Linked DNA regions of Homo sapiens: region 1 is linked to region 2. Evidence: chromatin loops called from intact Hi-C (ENCODE). Cell type or tissue: endothelial cell of umbilical vein. All regions are shown on one strand. Links, peaks and the distances in the headings refer to the core of each region. The heading gives the core; the rest is flanking DNA.

Region 1 (9,750 bases), core at 943-8,942, 70 kb before region 2:
CAGTAGTAACAACGAGAACAGTTCTTGCTTAATCAGCAAAGGGATACCTCTAGCAGCTCAGCAACAAGTACAGGTTTAGGGAGATCCAGTCCAGACAAAACAGCAGTTTGCTGATCTCTGGTTAATAGCCCCTTCTCCCATTTGTTCCTCTAGCCCTTCCATCACTTTTGAAACAATTCCTGCATTAAATCCTTCTCTACTTTTAAAATCAACAACACTATTCCCAAATCAAACCTGAAGTGGTTCCTGTTTTTCTGATGGGACACTAACTACCAATACACACCAAATCTCTTACTCTCTCAAGCTTAAGAGATAAGCTTGAGATAAATCTCATCACTGAAACTTGGATCAAATCTATTACATAGAAGCAATGAAAGAAGTACACCAATGCTTCTCAAATTTTTTGTTCTGCAAACTCCTTTACACTCCTCAAGTTCCTGAGGATCTCAACAAACTTTTGTGTAGGTTCTATAAATTCATATTTACCATATTACAAATTAAAACTAAGAAAACAATTTAAGTATTTAATGCAATTTAAAATAAATCCAATCCATGTTAACATAAATGACATTTTGTTAAAAATTACTATATTTTCCAAAACAAAACTGCAACTTTAATGTTTAGCTTAATAGATAACACTTGGATTATACCTGCTTCTGCATCCAATTTATTGTAATATGCTGTTTTGGCTGATGAAGCATACAAAGAATATGAAGTATATGAAGAAAATCTAGCTACAAACAGATATGTTGCTAGAAAAGGGAGGAGTATTTTAAGAACCTATTCAGATAATCCTAAACATTATTCTTCAACACTACAAAGCTCAGCAAGTAATTTCTTTTTTTCTTCTTTTTTTGCATGAGTCACAAGGAACAAGCAGTAATTTCTTAAACATTAGTTGCAAGGTAGAATCTGAAACCCTGTCAATGGTGTTTTCATGTTCTATTATTATTTTTATTATTATTATTATATATGTATTTTTTAGATGGAGTCTCACTCTGTCGCCAGGCTGGAATGCAGTAATTTGATCTCAGCTCACTGCAACCCCCACCTCCCGTGTTCAAGTGATTTTCCTGCCTCAGCCTCCCGAGTAGCTGAGAATACAGGTGGGTGCCACCATGCCCAGCTAATTTTTGTATTTTTAGTAGAGACCAGTTTCACCATGTTGGCCAGGATGGTCTCAATCTCTTGATCTCATGATCCAGCCGCCTCGGCCTCCCAAAGTGCTGGGATTACAGGCGTGAGCCACCGCACCCAGCCATGTTCTATTATATTAAAATCCATCAGTTACTTTGCACTCTGAATAGGTCTTTTTATCTGCGCAATTTTATAACAGCATGTATTGGTCATTTGGAAATTAATAGTTCATTAACACAGTTCTTCCAAATGTTGGCGTATTTCATTATACAATATGAAAAAAATAATATTATCACCATGGACCTCATCAAGAGAGTATGTACAGAAAAGCTGTCACACTCACAGCAGCAGACACAAGTTTTCCAAATATATTTTATTTATTTATTTTTTTAAGAGACTGAGTCTTGCTCTGTCACCCAGGCTGTAGTGCAGTAGTGTAATCACAGCTCACTTCAGGCTCAAACTCCCAGGCTCAAACAATCCTCCCGCTTCAGCCTCTTGGGTAGCTGGAATTACAGGCAAGAGTGACCTTGACTGGCTCAAAATTCCAAACTTCCTTTTTTTTTTTTTTGAGATGAAGTCTCACTCTGTCACCCAGGCTGGAGTTGCAGTGGTGCCATCTTGGCTCACCGCAACCTCTGCCTCCCAGGTTCAAGCAATTCTCCTGCCTCAGTCTCCCAAGTAGCTGGGATTACAGGTGCCCACCATCATGTCTGGCTAATTTTTGTATTTTTAGTAGAGATGGGGTTTCACCATGTTGGCCATGCTGGTCTTGAACTCCTGACCTCAGGCGATCCACCCGCCTTGGCCTCCCAAAGTGTTGGGATTACAGGAGTGGGCCACCGCGCCTGGCCAAAATTCCAATCTTAAAAGCATAAATTTTATCAGTGGCAACAAATACTGTCACTTCATTCATTCAAGACAGTATCTGCCAAGGACTCAAGTCTGAATAACCATAGTTTGCCAGTTGTTCTTTCAAGGATAAATGATGTTCTATAAAAATGGTGGCCAATCCAAACAATTTCACAAGTGCCTTTGCTTGAGACAACCATCACTGTCTCAAAACGAGGCAGAAGTGCTTTATATTTACCTCCCATTTCATCATACACCAAAAAGATATATGCTCAAAGGTCAAGATTTAACAAAAATTAATTCTACTTCATCAAGGATATTCTTGAGGAAAATTATTTTAGTTTTCTCTTGTGAGTACATGGTGGTAAATACAATGACTACTAGTCCAGCTTGGTTCCATTGTCTTGATTCATGCTAAGGTCAGCAATTTTACATACCATTGCTTCTGTACCATCAGTACAAGCATCAACATAGTGAAAAAGGCAAATGTCTTAGAATTATTATGAAAAGTTTTGACCTTCTGGTCAAAAAAACTCCCTAGGTGGTGGTCAGTGGGGATCCACATGTTGAAAACCACTGAGAAACAATTACATTTGGTGAGAATTTACATGCCATACAATGGGATGCTTCTATTATGTATTCATTTGCTCCTTGCAATAATCTTAAAAGACATTTTTTAAACTGTAAGAAAATTTAGGTGGAACCAAAAGACAAATCCAAATGTTTCTATAATTACAAAGCTTTCCATCGCTATGTTTAAGATTTGGCTCTGATATATTTGTCATATTATCAAGGGCAGGTCATTAAACTCTGCTTCCTTACCTGTAAAATGATAATAGTTACCTACATAGCTTGCCCTCTTCATAATATTGTACAAGGTTCACAAGAAGGAAAACAGTACTCTAAAATTTTTCTTAAACTATTTTAAGTATGATGAAACGAACAAAACTCAATTCCGAGAATAAAAAAATCCTTGAGGTTCAAAAAGATAGTCACTTTAAGTGACTGTGAAAATGTACCTATGTTTTAAAACAGGTGAAAAACAGATAAAACCAGATTTAATACTACTTCACTGAAATCACACAACTACTTGATTTAATCTAGTCTTTTCCCACCATTTCCTTTTGAGCTCTCAAGCATATCTGCCTGTAGCAAGTTCTCATCTGCACACGTCCTAGAAAAGCCAAAAGCAAATTCTCTACTCTGAAAAACTGAGGCCAAGAAGGCCACATCCTGTGATAAAGCCAAGGACGCATAATTTCAAGTCCAAGGATCTCTAGAAGAATTCGTGTAGCTGCACATCCATTATAGCTCAATATAACACAATGCAGAGTGAATATAAATCTAAGACTGACACACACACACCTCCCCCAAACCAAGATTATTGTCAAAAGTATCGGAGGCCAGGTGCGATGGCTCACGCCTGTAATCCCAGCACTTTGGGAAGCCGGGGAGGGCAGATCACTTGAGGTCAGGAGCTCGAGAGCAGCCTGGCCAACCATGGCGAAACCTCATCTCTATTAAAAACACAAAAATTAGTGGGGCATGGTGGCACGTGCCTGTAGTCCCAGCTACTTGGGAGGCTGAGGCAGAAGAATCACTTAAACCTGAGAGGTGAAGGCTGCAGTGAGATGAGATCATGCCACTGCTCTCCAGCCGGGGCAACAGAGTGAGACCCCATCTCAAAAAAAAAAGTATCTGAGTAGTTGTTTTTCCTTTTTTCTTTTTTTTTGGGGGGTAGGGGGGCAGAGTCTCGCTCTGCCGCCCAGACTGGAGTGCAGTGGTGCGATCTGGGCTCACTGCAACCTCCACTTCCTGGGTTCAAGTGATTCTCCTGCCTCAGCCTCCCAAGTTGCTGGGATTACAGGCGCCCACCACCATGCCCAGCTAATTTTTGTATTTTTAGTAGAGACAGGGTTTCACCACATTGGCCAGGCTGGTCTCAAACTCCTGACCTTGTGATCCTCCCACAGTGCTGGGATTACAGGTGTGAGCCACCAAGCCCAGCCAGTTGAAGTTTTTTTAAATGCCCTTCTATTATCCTCAGGATATGTCTCAAAAAGTTTAAATTATAGAAAAAAATCTGTAAATCCCAAAGAACACTACAACTCAGCATTAATCCTAAAACTGTTGGGGTTATCTCTTTTACTAGTGGGAAACATGCAGTTTACTGTGCAACTAGCCAAAGGCCTGCTAATGCTGATGGGACCATTAGCCTCAACCATGGTTCTACTGCAGAAATGAAAACCACCTTACCAAAGCCAACTTTTTGGGCATTAAAATTTCAAAGCATCTCAATGCTGTTCAGAGGGCAAATAGGCTATATTAGACATTAAGAAAGAAATTATCAGTTGAAATTAAGAATATATATGTGAGAGATTACAGAAAAGCTTAAGACAAACTAGAAATTCTTAAATTCAAACTGCCACTAAAATGGAAGGCAGTGCATCAGTAGTTCCTGAGCTATGTGTACTGTATTCTCTCCCCCACGAAGAGATAATCTGCATGAAAACAATAAGTGAAACATTTTTGAAACAGCTCTTTCATCTGACTTCTACAGAAGAGGTAAAATGTGTCATCACTAAATTTGCTTAGCTGGTTTTAAGCCTTGCCCACAACGTCTGAGGAAATGACTCAGCAAGACTCAGCCCATATGTTAACCAGAGTTAAGCGATTAACACAATTAAAGTTAAGCACACATTTCTCAAACACGCCCAATTTACAGATAAAGAAAGAGGCTCAGAGTTTAAATGACTTGCTCAAGCTCACAAACCAAATTAACTATGATCAGAACTCTGTCTCTTGGCTCAGGATTGTCTGATGTATTTGGCACTAAAAAGATCACCTCAAAAAAAAAATTAAAGGCTCACTGTCACAGTCACTGACAGGTATTTTCACATATAATCGCTCATAATCCTTAAAGATTAAATAGTATACAGTAAGAGTTTAAACACATCTTTGATAAGTCTTTAATTAGAAAATTCCAACTCCAATCCATTTTCCACATTTTCTGGGCCAACCATCTTTTAAAAATTGAATCTAACCATGTCACATCCCTGCTCAAACCTTCCATGGAATTCGAATCCTTAGCATGGACTACCAGGCTCTGCACAATCTGGCTCAAACCCACGTCTTCAACATCTATTGCTTCTGCTAGCCTCACAAGTCACATTTGCAACACACATCATCTTTCAGTTCTTTGAACTCAAAAAGCTCCTTTACTAAGGACCTTTTTGTGCCCACTTCCTCTGCCTGGAATGATGTTCTTCTACCTAACTTCTAATCATATCTCATGTAGCAGTATAAATGTCATTTCCCCAGGACAGCATTCTCTAGGCCACCTGACCATCCTCTGAAATAGATTAATTAATAACCTGTTTATTCTCATTTTACTAACTAGAGAACTACTCTGGTTTGATGTTTCTGTTTACTTGATGAACATATATCAACCCCCCAGCAAATTCTGCTGCAAGTATGGTGACCATAAGTCTGTTTGACCTCAAGTCTTCATTTATGATTGGTGTTTCCAAACATCGTGTACAAATCTACTGTCTTAGACTTTACATTTTTAACAAAGTTGCATCAAAATAAGTATTGATGGTTTCACAGACATTGAATTGGTGTTTCTAACTTCTGACAAGGTCTTACACAGTAGTCATGTGAGATGTGCATTGTAAACAGCTATCACATTTTAACACATGATTAAATCTAACAAGATGACTAGTGGTAGTCTGCCTCTTTTCTTAACCCTTTACAAATTTGAAACAATTGACATTTTCCTTTTTAGGACACCAAGTCAATATCAAGTATGGTAACAGGCAGCTAACTCCCTCCTTCAGGTGTTGACAGTTGCTGGAAGGAGAATATTCAAGGCTGTTGCCCCCATCCATCATCTGTGCCATGGCCAGTTCCTCAGCCAACAAGAAGCCATCAAAATACTGTCAGTGAGATCAGTAGGAAACATGGAAAAAATATGTACATAGGAAATGTGTATGAGTGGTCCTTTCATAGAGTATGCAGATACAGTATAAACCCCTTTTGCTACAATGACCTTTTCATTGTTACACAGTGTATATCTACAACTAATCTATGTATTTTTAAATAAGCCCTTTAGATAGCAATGCACTCAAGTATATATTTAAAGTGGTAACAATGACTTCAAGCAGCAAATCTGAAGAAGCATCAACATTTGGCTAGGTGAGGTGGTCCACACTTGTAAACCTAGCACTTTGGAAGGCCACGGCAGGAGGATCACTTGAGCCCAGGAGTTTGAGACCTGCTTGGGCAACATAGGGAGACCCCGTCTCTACAAAAAATACAAAAAATAGAGCGGCATGGTGGCTCACACCTATAATCCCAGCACTTTGGGAGGCTGAGGCAGGTGGATCACTTGAGGTCAGGAGTTCGAGACCAGCCTGGCCAATGTGGATAAACCCCATCTCTACTAAAATACAAAAATTAGCCTGGCGTGGTGGCATGTGCCTGTAGTCCCAGCTACTCAAGAGGCTGAGGCAGAAGAATCACTTGAACCTGGGAGGTGGAGGCTGCAGTGAGCCGAGATTGTGCCACCGCACTTCAGCCTGGGTGACAGAGTGAGACTCCGTATCAAAAAAAAAAAAAAAAAAAAAAATTGATGGCATGGTTTTGCTGTGTCCCCACCCAAATGTCATCTTGAACTGTAGTTCCCATAATCCCCAAGTGTCATGGGAAGGACCCGGTGGGAGGTAATTGAAACACAGGGGTGGTTACCTCCATGCTGTTCTCATGATAGCGAGTTCTCACAAGATCTGATGGTTTTGTAAGGGGCTTCGCTCCTCTCATTCTCTCTCCTGCCGCCCTGCCTTCCACCATGACTGTAAGTTTCCTGAGGCCTCCCCAGCCATGAGGAACTGTGAGTCAATCAAACCTCTTTTCTTTATAAATTACCCAGTCTCTGGTATTTCTTCATAGCAGCATGAGAACAGACTAATACAATCAACATTTAATTCAAAGGCAATAAGCAGTTATTGTAAAATTGTGTCTGAAAATGACAATACATGCAGCTGTAAAAGATGCCTTTACAAAACATTCTATGAAACATAACTTGTAATTAGATCCAATGACTGTTCTTCTAAATTAATCTTTTTTTTTCAATTCCAAGTTTTCTTGTCCACTGGAAAAAAAAATCGGTAATTGTTCATGTTGGCTTCACTAGCAGAAATTCCCAGAGACAACTGATGCAAGTTTATCACTATCATGAGACCTCTTCCATAGAAAAACCATCATCACATTAACTGCTTGATTTCTTTCATCCAATTCATGGAATCAAAATAAAGCTTTTGAAAGTTAACTCTGTTCAAAGTAAAACATCTCATATTACTGTGTATGTTGTGAATTGTTTAAAAACATGTAACACTGAAGATAAAATTTTTGTTTTAGTGATGATGAGAATACAAATATTGGTTAAGTAGACTGTCATGGTAAAAACAATATTCCCACTAAGCTAAAACAAAAAAAGGATAAAACAAAAAATATACTTGAAATGATTATGGAGTATACATTACTCATAACTATATGCAAAAAGACTATAATATTTTACCAACTGAAAGATACGCTGTAGATGTGGAAATGTACAAATATACATAGTAACTGAACTATAAAATCTGTGATCAAGATGACAATTTACATATTAAATACATATAAATGACAGCATGTGATTTCTGTTACATGTCAATGATATTTTTGGAAATGTTTGAGCCTTTGAAGAACTACTTCATAAATCAACTTAAGTGTCCTACAATGGTATCAAGTTTTATAAATGAGTCTTCTGATTTTTGGTTGAATGTTTTTTAAAATCATTAAATATTTTCTAATCAGTTGGAAATATTCAATCAAAGTATTCAATAAACTGAAGTGCCACAAAAAAAAAACCTTCAGGTTTTGAAGTCTTTGGCAAACTGTAGTTGTTGAAAACAAAAGCTTGCAAACAGGGAAGTGCCAAATGAAAGTGTTGACCATTTCCAACTTATCAACCATAAAATACAACTTAGAGGGCTGTAAAAAATTATATTAAATATATATAGCCATACTGGAGAAAACAATCCAGAAAAACACAAGGAACATGGCATTAGAGATACAGCTAATAAAGGCACATGAAAATGCACAAAGAATGATTCTACCTGGGTCATGTTTTTTTTTTCTTTTTCTTTTTTTCTTTCTTCTTAGAGTCATGTTTTTAACAAGCACTGCTGTTTGGTCAGTCAACAAACACACTGAATACTCACTATGGGCACAATGAAAAACTGAGAATGCCTAATGGCTGGAATGACCATGTGACTTATTATCCAAACTGAAACACTCTTTTAAAGAGCCAGCGTCTTGCTCTGTCACCCAGGCTACAGAGCCTGCAGTGGCGCGATCAGAGCTCACTGCAGCCTCTAACTCCTGGGCTGAAGAGATCCTCCTGCCTCAGCCTCCTGAGTGGCTGGGATTACAGGTACACACCACCATACCCAGCTAAGACAGTGAGTGTGTGCGCACATGTGTGGAGACAGGAGTCTTGCTAGGTTGACTACACTGGTCTCCGACTCCTGGCTTCAAGAGATCCTCCCACTTCAGCCTCCCAAAGTGCTGGGATTACAGGCATGAGCCACCACACCCAGCCCAAACTGAAACATTCTTGAAAGAGAAAGAGGGTGTTAAAATGATTACATAATTTGTTGAAATATTTGTTCATCTGTTGAATAATTTGTTCATTTTTACTTATTTAAAAACTATTTTCAGGCTGTGCACAGTGGCTCCCAGCACTGTAACCCCAGCATTTTGGGAGGCCAAAGCAGGCAGTTCACTTGAGCTCAGGAGTTTGAGACCACCCTGGGCAACATGGTGTACACCCCATCTCTACAAAAAATGAAAAAAAAAATTTTTTTTTCCCAAAAAATTAGCCAGGCGTGGTGGCACACCCCTGTAGTCCCAGCTACTCAGGAGGCTGAGGTGGGAGGATTGCTTGAGCCCAGAAGTGGAGGTTGCAATGAGCAGAAATGCATCCCAGCCTGGGTGGCAGAATGAGACCCCACCTCAAAATACAAAAACAAACACTCTACAAAAACTATTTTCAAAAACAGTTGTATTCATTAAAGCAAAAATAAACGTCTGCAATCACCAAAGCAAAAGCTTCTGTGCTTATACATCCTTGGCTTTATCACAGGATTTGGACCTCATTATTATTTATTAATTACAAAGGGGAAGAGTACTTTCAATGAAGAAATATGGCAGGCTATATCCTACCAAAAAGCTCAAATTTATTATCTCCAAAAATAGAACAAAAGGACATTAAGCAGCTCCTACTGGATGAATTGAGAAAGACATTACCACCAAGGCGGGCAGATCAGCTGTGGTCAGGAGTTCGACACCAACCTGGCCAACACATAGTGAAATCCCATTATCTACTAAAAATTACAAAAATTAGCTAGGCATAATGGCACACACCTGTAGTCCCAGCTGCTTGGGCAGCTGAAGCAGGAGACTCATTTGAACCCGGGAGGCAGAGGTTGCAGCGAGCTGAGGTCACGCCACTGCACTCCAGCCTGGGCGACAGAGTGAGACTCTTGTCTCTCCAAAAAAAATGGTGAGAAAACAAATTGTGAAACATTCTATTAAGACTCATCGAAAAATGTCAATGTAACGACTGGATCTGTTCTAGATTAAGGAATATAAAGAGACAAGGCAATTAAATTCAATGCATGATCCTGAATTGAACTCTAGACATCTTACCAGAACCAC
Region 2 (9,750 bases), core at 1,250-9,249:
TAGTGGTGGTGATCTGCTGAATGGGATGGAGAAGAGAGACCCTGGAGTCAGATGTGGAAAGGAAGCTGGTGCTGAGATGAGAGCTTGGGCTGAAGAAGGTATGGAGTGGGACAGTGGGAACTGTCGGGGAGGGGGATGGGAAGGTAAGAGGTGCCTCACAGAGAACGGGAACAAGGATGTGAGGAAAATGTAACTCCAAATGCTGGTGATGGTGACAGGAACAGGGTAATTGGGAGTGAGAGGCCGGTCTAGGGTAGGGATATTAAGGTGGGTGGTGGCTACATTTTGAATTGGTTCAAATCAAATCAAGTCCAAGCTGTGAGTCTGGCATCATCTGGTTGGAAGCAGCAGAAGCCTATTCATGCTAGCTCAAGATGGGGAACTGGAAAGTCCAAACTGGAAGCTCCTCCCTCTGTAACTTCAGGGCACGTGGTCTTCCTTCTGTTCTTCTCTGCATCTGTTTCTTCTGCTTCCGTGTAGGGAGGGCAGACCTGGCAGAAGCTGGAGTGCCCTGAGAATCCTGTGGGGCGGGAAGCTGCTGAGCAGGGCATGCCAGCTGGACAGGGCATCCAAAGAGTCTCCAGGCCATGAACTGGGTGAAGGAGGACCCCGGTCACCCCAGGCCTGGGGTCAGCAAGGCGTAGGATGTGTGTTCAAGGATAGCAAAAGAAGAGACTGATTTTCATTTGGGAAGGGGAAACAACAAGGTCAAGTTCAGAGAATGAGCAATGCCGGATGAGGATGACAGAAGGCCTTACTGGCCAATGGCATTCTCTTTGGGGTTCCTCCTTTCAGGCTCAAACAGGCTGTGCCATCCTCTCTGCTGCCCTGGCCCCTCCAGACTCCTTTTCCTCACTCCAAACTCCTTAAAAGCCGCCCGTGCCCCCTAGCTCACCTCCTATACACTCCTCCATCGTCAACACCAGGCCCACCCTGCTGACACACCTTAGAAACGGGTTAGCAGTGTCTCCAAGGATTTTCTTGTTGCTATAGCCAGGCAACAGATACTCTTCAGTTGTAATCTTATTTCATTCATTCATTGTTCATTCATTCATTTACATCAACAAATATTTGTTAGGTCCCGACTACTTATTATATCCCCAATACTGGGGATACAATATTGAACAAGTTTGATGAGTTAAAGATTCTCTGTAAAGGCAGCATCTACTTCTCCCACCCAAGGTGCCACACACATGCACATGCATGCAAGCATATATGTTCACTTTTTCTGTTAACATCCTCCCCAAAGCCTCTGACTTGGGGCCCAGCTGCCAGGCATGTGATCTGTGTGGGACACAGACAAATGGGAAGGAAGTTGGGCTGGGAGCCAAAGGAAACTGGGGAGGAAAGGGGGCAGACAGCCCAGAAGAGGCACCCCAGGACGTGCTTATTTGCTAGTGGCCCAGGGAGTGCATAACTCTGAATGGCAAGCACCCAGTGGAGAAGGGCACCCTGCCAGGGTCTCAGGTTCTGGGCCACTTCAGGCAGTTCTTGAGCCAAGGCCCTTCCCAAAGGGTGAGAGAGGCCCCCAGGGGCCTGGTGCCAGCCTTTCCAGGGGCAAGCAGCCCCAGGAACATGCCTGTCACCTCATCCTCCTTTTCTGAGTCCTTGGCTTTGATCCTGGAGCATGCCACTCCCAGGACTACTCCTGGAGAGGGGAGTCTCTGAGCAGGTCCCCGGATTCTGGGCAAAACACTGGCCTCCTACAGTGTAAGGAGCCAACCAGTCAGGGCTCCAGCTGGCTGAACGCCCACGGGTTCTGGCAATAGAAGGTCCCAGAGTCTTGCTTGCTTTCTTTCCTAGGGAATTATATAACATAAGTGAACAATAAAGAGGAAAAGGAGAAAGAATAGGGGAACAGGAGAAGAGAAGAAAGAGTGGGAAAGGAAGAAGGAGGTGGAGGAGAGTAGTTTTTTAAAAACATAACCCTGATCATATCATTTCTCTGCTTAAAACCTTTTGATAATTTCCTGTTGCTCCTTAGATCAGCCCCTCTCTCCCTCCCTCCCTGCCGGTCCGGCCTTACTGGGGTTCCAGGGCCTAGTAGGATATGTTCACACAGGTCTTGTGGGAAATTGCCCCATGGGGTTGCAGCAGCTGAAACAGAGGTAGCACCATAATGGCCCATCATAAGGAGCATGGGGGAACTACAAAAAGGGGGTGGGGGGCTGGGCGTGGTGGCTCACGCCTGTAATCCCAGCATGTGGGGAGGCCGAGGCGGGCAGATCACTTGAGCTTAGGAGTTGGAGAACAGCCTGGCCAACATGGTGAAACCCTGTCTCTACTAAAAATACAAAAATTAGCCAGACGTGGTGGTGCGTGCCTGTAATCCCAGTTTCTCAGGAGGCTGAGGTGGGAGGATCATTTGAACCTGGGAGGTGGAGGTTGCAGTGAGCAGAGATCGCACCTCTGCACTCCAGCCTGGGTGACAAGAGTGAGACTCAAAAAAAAAAAAAGGGGGGGGGGAGGGGCGTTCAGTCCCAGCTCTGTGACCTCAGGAGAATCATGTCTCCTCTCTAAGCCTCCTTTTCCTCCCCTGTTCAGTGGTCAAAGAGAACAATCCGGCCCTGCCTACCTTACTGGGTTATTATGAGGCTCAGGGGAGATAAAGAATCTAGAAACCCTTTGTAAATTATCAAATACCGAACAAATAAGGCATTGTTCCTACTACTGAGTAAATTACCTTGACAAGTGTTAGAGACCTGCCCCTTTAATCTCATAGAGCTTCTCTTTCTAATAACCTTTTGTGTCATTATTGCACTTTAAGATTTTCAAAGTACTTTTATTTGTATTGTGTCATTTGCTCCTGACACCATCATTGTGTGGGTGGCTGGGCAGGGCTGCCCCTTGCTGGGCATATAAGGGCACAGGCTCAGAGGGGTGAAGTCACCATGAGTCCCGGCATCAGAGGTCCAGCATCACGCGGCATATTGTGGCTGAGCCAGGCCTGAGCTAGGGTTTCCTGACTCCAACTGGGGACCTGCTCCCAGCTCTTGGGGCTGCTCTGCTCCCAGCATTGACCAGCTGTTGTTCTGTTTAGATTCTAAACCTTCAGAGCCCACAGACAGGATCTCCTTTAGGGGGATTCACTTCTCCATAGCAGTGAGCATGGTCTTTGGGTGCAGCTAATTCAGAGGACACTTGAGCCTTTGCCAGTGAGACAGGCTTGGGTTGTTTGCTTGTTTGTTTGTTGAGACAGAGTCTCACTCTGTTGTCCAGGTTGGAGTGCAGTGGCACAATCCTAGTTCACTATAACCTCCACCTCCCAGGTTCAAGTGATTCTCATGGCTCAGCCACCCAAGTAGCTGGGATTACAGGTGTGCACCCCCACGCCCAGCTAATTTTTGTATTTTTAGTAGAGATGGGGTTTCGCCATGTTGACCAGGCTGGTCTGGAACCCTTGACCTCAAGTGATCCACCTGCCTTGGCCTCCCAAAGTGCTGAGATTACAGGCGTGAGCCACCACGCCTGGCCCAGGTTTGGGTTTTAAAAATCGACTCAACCCAGGCTCGTGAGTTTGCCAGGCTCCTTTATCACTCCTTGTGATAGTGGTCAGCAAACAGCCAGGTCACAGGTGTTCATTTTGGACCATCTTGGAAGCCTTCCTCCAAGTGTGGTTCTAACCATACAGGCTGCAGAATGCCTAGGGACTCCATAAAATTCATGGCTCAATCTCACAGCTACTGAGGGTTATTGGTATCCAGGGTTAGCGCTAGGCAAGGAAATCCATGGGTGTTCCCTGACCTGGAGTTGCTCACAGTTGGAGAAACAATACCACACATGAGGATAACAGCAAAGAAGGTGGTACGAGGGCCCTGGATGAAAGATGCTATGAGCTCTCAGAAATGCAGAGATTGGGGCTGGGCATGGGGCTCACGCCTGTAATCCCGGCACTTTGGGAGGTGGAGGCAGGAGGATCACTTGAGCCCAGGAGCTTGCGATTGCAGTGAGCTATGATTGCATCACTGCATTCCAGCCTGGGTGACAAGATCGTCCAAAGTCAAAAAAGAAAGAAAGAAAAAGAAACAGAGTGCTGGGCGTGATGGCTCACACCTGTAATCCCAGCACTTTGGGAGGCAGAGGCAGGAGGATCACCTGAGGTTGGGAGTTTGAGAGCAGCCTGACCAACATGGAGAAACCCTGTTTCTATTAAAAATACGAAATTAGCTGGGTGTTGTGGCACATGCCCGTAATCCCAACTTGGGAGGCTGAGGCAGGAGAATCGCAGGAGGGAGATGTTGCGGTGAGCCGAGATCGCGCCATTGCACTCCAGCCTGGGCAATGAGAGCAAAACTCCGTCTCAGAAAAGGAAAGAAAGAAAGAAAGAAAAAGAGAGAGAGAGAGAGAAAGAAAGCAGGAAGGAAGGAAGGAAGGAAGGAAGGAAGGAAGGAAAGAAAGAAAGAAAGAAAGAGAAAGAAAGAAGAAAGGAAAGAGGGAAGGAAGGAAGGAAGAGAGAAAGAAAAGAAAAAAGAAAAGAGAGAGAGAAAAAGAAAGAGAGACAGAGAAAAAAAAGAAAGAAAGAGAAACAGAAAGAAAAAGAAAGAGGCCGGGCGCGGTGGCTCACGCCTGTAATCCTACCACTTTCGGAGGCCAAGGCGGGTGGATCTCCTGAGGCCAGGAGTTTGAGACCAGCCTGGCCAACATGGCAAAACCCTGTTTCTACTAAAAACACAAAAATTAGCCAGGCATGGTGGCATGTGTCTGTAGTCCCAGCTACATGGGAGGCTGAGGCCAGAGAATCACTTTAACCCAGGAGGCGGAGGTTGCAGGGGGCTAAGAACACGAAACTGCACTCCAATCTGGGTGACAGAGTGAGACTCCATCTCAAAAAAAAAAAAAAAAAAAAAAAAAAGGAGGCTGGGCGCAGTGGCTCACACCTGTAATCCCAGCACTTTGGGAGGCTGAGGTGGGCGGATCACAAGGTCAGGAGATCGAGACCATCCTGGCTAACACGGTGAAACCCTGTCTCTACTAAAAACACAAAAAATTAGCTGGGCGTGGTGGCGGGCGCCTGTAGTCCCGGCTACTGGGGAGGCTGAGGCAGGAGAATGGTGTGAGCTTGCAGTGAGCTGGGAGTTGGAGGTTGCAGTGAGCCAAGATCATGCCACTGCACTCCAGCCTGGGCGACAGAGCGAGACTCTGTCTCAAAAAAAAAAAAAAAAAAAGAGAGAGAGAAAGGAAGAAAGAAAAATAAGGGAGGGAAGGAAGGAAGGAAGGGAGGGAGGGAGGGGGAAAGAGGAAAGAAAGAGAGAGAGAAAGAAAAGCAAGGCAAAGAAAGAGAAAGAAAGGAAGAAAAAAAGAAAAAGAAAGAAAGGAAGGAAAGAAGGAGAGGAAGGAAGGAAGAGAGAAAGAAAGAAAGAAGGAAGGAAGAAAGAGAAAGAGAAAGAAAGAAAGAAAGAAAGAAAAGAAAGAAAGAAAGAAAGAAAGAAAGAAAAAGAAAAAGAAAGAAAGAAAAGAAAGAAAAAGAAAGAAAAGAAAGAAAGAGACAAATAGAGCTCTCTGGGACTCAGAGGCCCTGAGGAAGCTTCCTGGCTGAGGATACCACCCCCAAGTGGTCTCCAAGTCAGCCTGAAACATTCTTGCTGTTTGTGAATCACACTGGGAAACCGCCCTTGCAACATTTCAGGAGGCAAGAGCCTGGACCTTGGTCTGACTGCTGATTGACGGTGAGTCAGGGACCTTGGTCTGACTGCTGATTGACGGTGAGTCAGGGAAAAGGGCATCGGACAGGCAGCCGGGAGACGCAGGGCTTTGTGCCTTGTTCTGCACATGAGCCAAATGAGGAGGACAGATTCAGGCACTTTTCCTATTAAGGTGAAATGCCTGGGAGACCAGAGTTTGGCCCCAACCTTGTTGTCCTGACTTCCCACTGTAGCAGCCTCCTCTGAAATAGGTGATGATTTCAAGAGGGAATGCCAGGCTGGCACTGGCAGTCCCACTCTGAGATTTAAGAAAGAGCAAAGTTTGGCTGGGCGCGGTGGCTCATGCCTGTAATCCCAGCACTTTGGGAGGCTGAGGCAGGCGGATCACCTGAGGTCAGGAGTTTGAGACCAGCCTGGCCAACATGACAAAACCCCATCTCTACTAAAAATACAGAAATTAGCCAGACGTGGTGGCGCACACCTGTAGTCCCAGCTACTTGGGGAGGCTGAGGCAGGAGAATCACTTGAACCCAGGAGGTGGAGGTTGCAGTGAGCCAAGAATGTGCCACTGCACTCCAGCCTGGGTGACAGAGTGAGACTCTGTCTCAAAAAAAAAAAAAAAAAAAAAAAAAAAGAAAAGAAAAGAAAAGAAAGAAAGGAAAAAAAAAAAAGAAAAAAGAAAACAATATACAAGAATATCTTTGTGACCTTGGGGTACAGGAAGAGTTTTTAAGCAAGATCCAAAAAGTGCCAAGCCAAATAAAAGATTGATAAATGTTTCTACATTAAAATTAAGAAATCCTGGCTATAAAAGGGCACTATGAACAGAATGAAAAGTCAAGCCACAGAGATGATGGTTGGAATGCATATAAGCAACAGAAGGCTGAAATCCAAAATAAGCAGTAAGAAAGGCAGGCAACTGAGTCAAAAAATGAGCAATGACTTGAACAGGAAATTCACAGAAAATATGGAAATGCCAAAAAGCATATGAAAGAGTGCTCAATTTTATTTGTTATCAGGGAAACCTAAATTAAAAGCACGAGATACCAAATATCTAAAACTAAGAATGACATTACTAAGTATTGGTGCTGATGTGAAGCAACTGGACCTCATGCACTGCTGGGAGTGCAAATTGTTATGCCCACTTTGGAAAACAGTTTGACACTATCTGAAGTTGAAAATAATGCATTCTCTGTGACCCAGCTATTCCATTCCTAGGTATATACTTGTTATGGTCTGAATGTTTGTGTCTCCCTAAAATTCATATGTTGAAATCCTAACCCCCAAGGTGACAGTATTAAGAGGTAGGGCCTTTGGAAGGTGATTAGATCATGAAGTCATAGCCCCCGTGAATGGGATTAGCACCCTTACAATAAAAGAGGCTGAAGGAACTTCTTTGCTTGTTCTAGCATATAATGACACAGTAAGAAGGTGCCATCTATGAAAGAAGCAGGACACCAGTCACCAAATCTGCTGGTGCCTTGATTTTGGACTTCTCAGCCTCCAGAACTGTGAGCAATAGATGTTTACTGTTTATAAGTTGCCCAGACTATGGTATTTTGTTACAGCAACCAGAACCAACTAAGACAATACCGAACAGAAATGTGTTCAACTTACACAGGGGACATGGACAAGAATATTCATGGCAGCATAATTTGTAATAATCCCAAAGTGGAAACAACCCAAATGTCCATCAGGAGCCGATCATGGGTAGTATATTCATAAAATAGGATATTATATAGTAATAATGAATGGACTATAGATAAAACAAACACAGATAAATCTCTCAAATAAAAAGAAAAAAAAGAGAAAGAAAAGAAAAAAGTTAGGTACATGGCTGGGCGCTGTGGCTCACACCTGTAATCCCAGCACTTTGGGAGGCCGAGGTGGGTGGATCACTTGAGGCCAGGAGTTCGAGATCAGCCTGGCCAACATGGTAAAACCCTGTCTCTACTAAAAATAAAAAAAAAATAAATAAATAAATAAGGAAGGAAAAATAAAAAGAAAAAAGCCGGGTACAAAAGAATACACACTATATAAGTTTACATGAAGTTCAAAAGCAGGCAAACCAAAACCATAATCTTTAGTTGATAAAAGAACAAAGAAAAGGTAAGAATTACCAGAAAAGCTAGGATAGTGGTTACCTTTAACGAGTAAGGGGGAATTCCTGACAGCAGAAAATCCTGCAGGGGGCTTCTAGGATGGTGGCAATATCCTATTTTTGGCCTGGATAATGGGCACATGGATATTGTCTTATAATAATTCTGAGCCAGGCATGGTGGCTCACACCTGTAATCCCAGCACTTTGGGAGGCCGAGGTGGGAGGATCACGAAGTCAGGAGTTCGATACCAGCCTGACCAACACGGTGAAACCTTGTTTCTACTAAAAATACAAAATTGGCTGAGCCTGGTGGCGCACACCCGTAATCCCAGCCACTTGAGAGGCTGAGGCAGGAGAATTGCTTGAACCAGGGAGGCAGAGGTTGCAGTGAGCTGAGATTGGGCCATTGCATTCCAGCCTGGACAACAAAAGTGAAACTCCGTCTCAAATAATAATACTTTTTTAAGCCGTGTGTTTATGTACCATGCACCTTTCTGAATGTGTTTTATTCAATTAAACTATGTGTAATTGCCAATATGCAGTCATTTCTTTTTTTTTGCAGATTGCAGATCACAGAACTTTATTAAGATGAAATCACTGCGAATTACACAGAAGCTACCAGACTAAGCCAAAATCCATGAGGTTCATGTGAACTTACAGTTACAGAAATAAGAAACAAATGGCATATCCAAAACCATAAGGAAATATCCTGATGCCCAGGTGATGAAGCCTGTGGGGAATAAGTCCACACATTTATTTCAAGTTGTTAAAGAGTTTGTGGGCCACGCAATGGTCCGTTGCATGCAAAAAGTCAAAGAGCTCCTCCGTGCAATCCTCTTCTGTATGTGATTGAGAGGATACACACTCATCACAGAGCTCCAGCCACTCCTGGGCCTTTACACATTTCTCCAACTGCTGGCATTGCTCTCTCACTGTTGTTAGGGGATCCTGATGTAGAAACACTAATTCCCCCTCTTCTTCTTCCTCCTCCTTAGGATCTCCAGACTCGGTCAGCATCTTTCGCTCGTCCTCCAGTCCTATGTCTGGCTACGGTTCTGGATTCAACACGAGCAGCAACTGCGGCACCTAATCCACTTCAGGATCTAGAAGGACTTGTAAGAGTCACTCAGCTGATATCCGGCGATCTGGCCTGAAGTCAATATGCCGTCATTATTAACCTACAAAATGAGAATTCATGTGATTCAACCCAGTATTTCACACACACACAAAATAATTTACCAAGGCTGGGCGCGGTGGCTCACGCCTGTAATCTCAGCACTTAGGAAGGCCAAGGCGGGTGGATAACCTGAGGTCGGGAGTTCGAGACCAGCCTGACCAACATGGAGAAAGCCCATCTCTACTAAAAATACAAAATTAGCCAGGCGTGGTGGCACATGCCTGTAATCCCAGCTAATAGGGAGGCTGAGGCAGGAGAATCTCTTGAACCCGGAAGGCAGAGGTTGTGGTGAGCCGAGATCGCACCATTGCACTCCAGCCTGGACAACAACAGCGAAAATCTGTCTCAAAAAAAAAAAAAAAATTACATTAAGTTAAGCAGCCATTCAAAATGATGGTTGTGGCTGGGCACGGTGGTTCACACCTGTAATCCCAACACTTTCAGAGGCCAAAGATGGCGAATTGCTTGAGTCCAAGAGTTTGAGACCAGCCTGAGCAACATAGTGAAACCCCATCTCTACAAAAAATAAAAAACAAAAAAATTAGCGGAGTGCCGTGGTGCTGTAGTCCCAGCTACTTGGGAGGCTGAGGTGGGAGGATCACCTGAGCACAGGAGGTCAAGGCTGCAGTGAAACGTGGTTGCACCACTGCACTCTAGTCTGGGTGACAGAGTGTGACCCTGTCTCAAAAAAAAAAAAAGGAAAAGAAAAAAAGATAGTTGTGAAAACTATTAATAGCTTAATTCACCATTTATTCATTAAGCAAATATCTCCTGGGGTCTTATCATGAACCAGGCATATTTCTTTTTTTTTTTTTTCCCGAGACGGAGTT

Evidence for each region. A loop is a pair of places that touch in the nucleus more often than their neighbours do. Peaks named below come from ENCODE experiments on the same cell type or tissue, not always from the same donor. Only the 100,000 strongest peaks of a DNase experiment are listed, where the experiment ranks them.
Region 1: it touches region 2 in a loop (3-fold over the local background); 8 of 110 quality-filtered maps call a loop at or near these places.

Annotation. Positions count from the first base shown.
Region 1 is chr2:26,063,647-26,073,396 of GRCh38, reverse strand. The region is part of intron 1 of RAB10 (RAB10, member RAS oncogene family); the gene reads right to left. LOC105374333 (a long non-coding RNA gene) reads right to left here. Exons shown (of 2, transcript XR_939851.3): 1 at 1-9,750. Among named protein-coding and RNA genes, the nearest start is that of RAB10, 34 kb to the right of the region's middle. RefSeq lists an enhancer at 4,650-4,699. In endothelial cell of umbilical vein, for the core only: no CTCF peak of the experiment used is centred there; a DNase peak (open chromatin) is centred at 4,626; H3K27ac peaks cover 1,284 bases.
Region 2 is chr2:25,993,828-26,003,577 of GRCh38, reverse strand. It overlaps the pseudogene UQCRHP2. Among named protein-coding and RNA genes, the nearest start is that of KIF3C, 16 kb to the right of the region's middle. In endothelial cell of umbilical vein, for the core only: a CTCF peak has its summit at 5,561 (motif pointing left); DNase peaks (open chromatin) are centred at 1,367, 1,717 and 5,637; H3K27ac peaks cover 291 bases.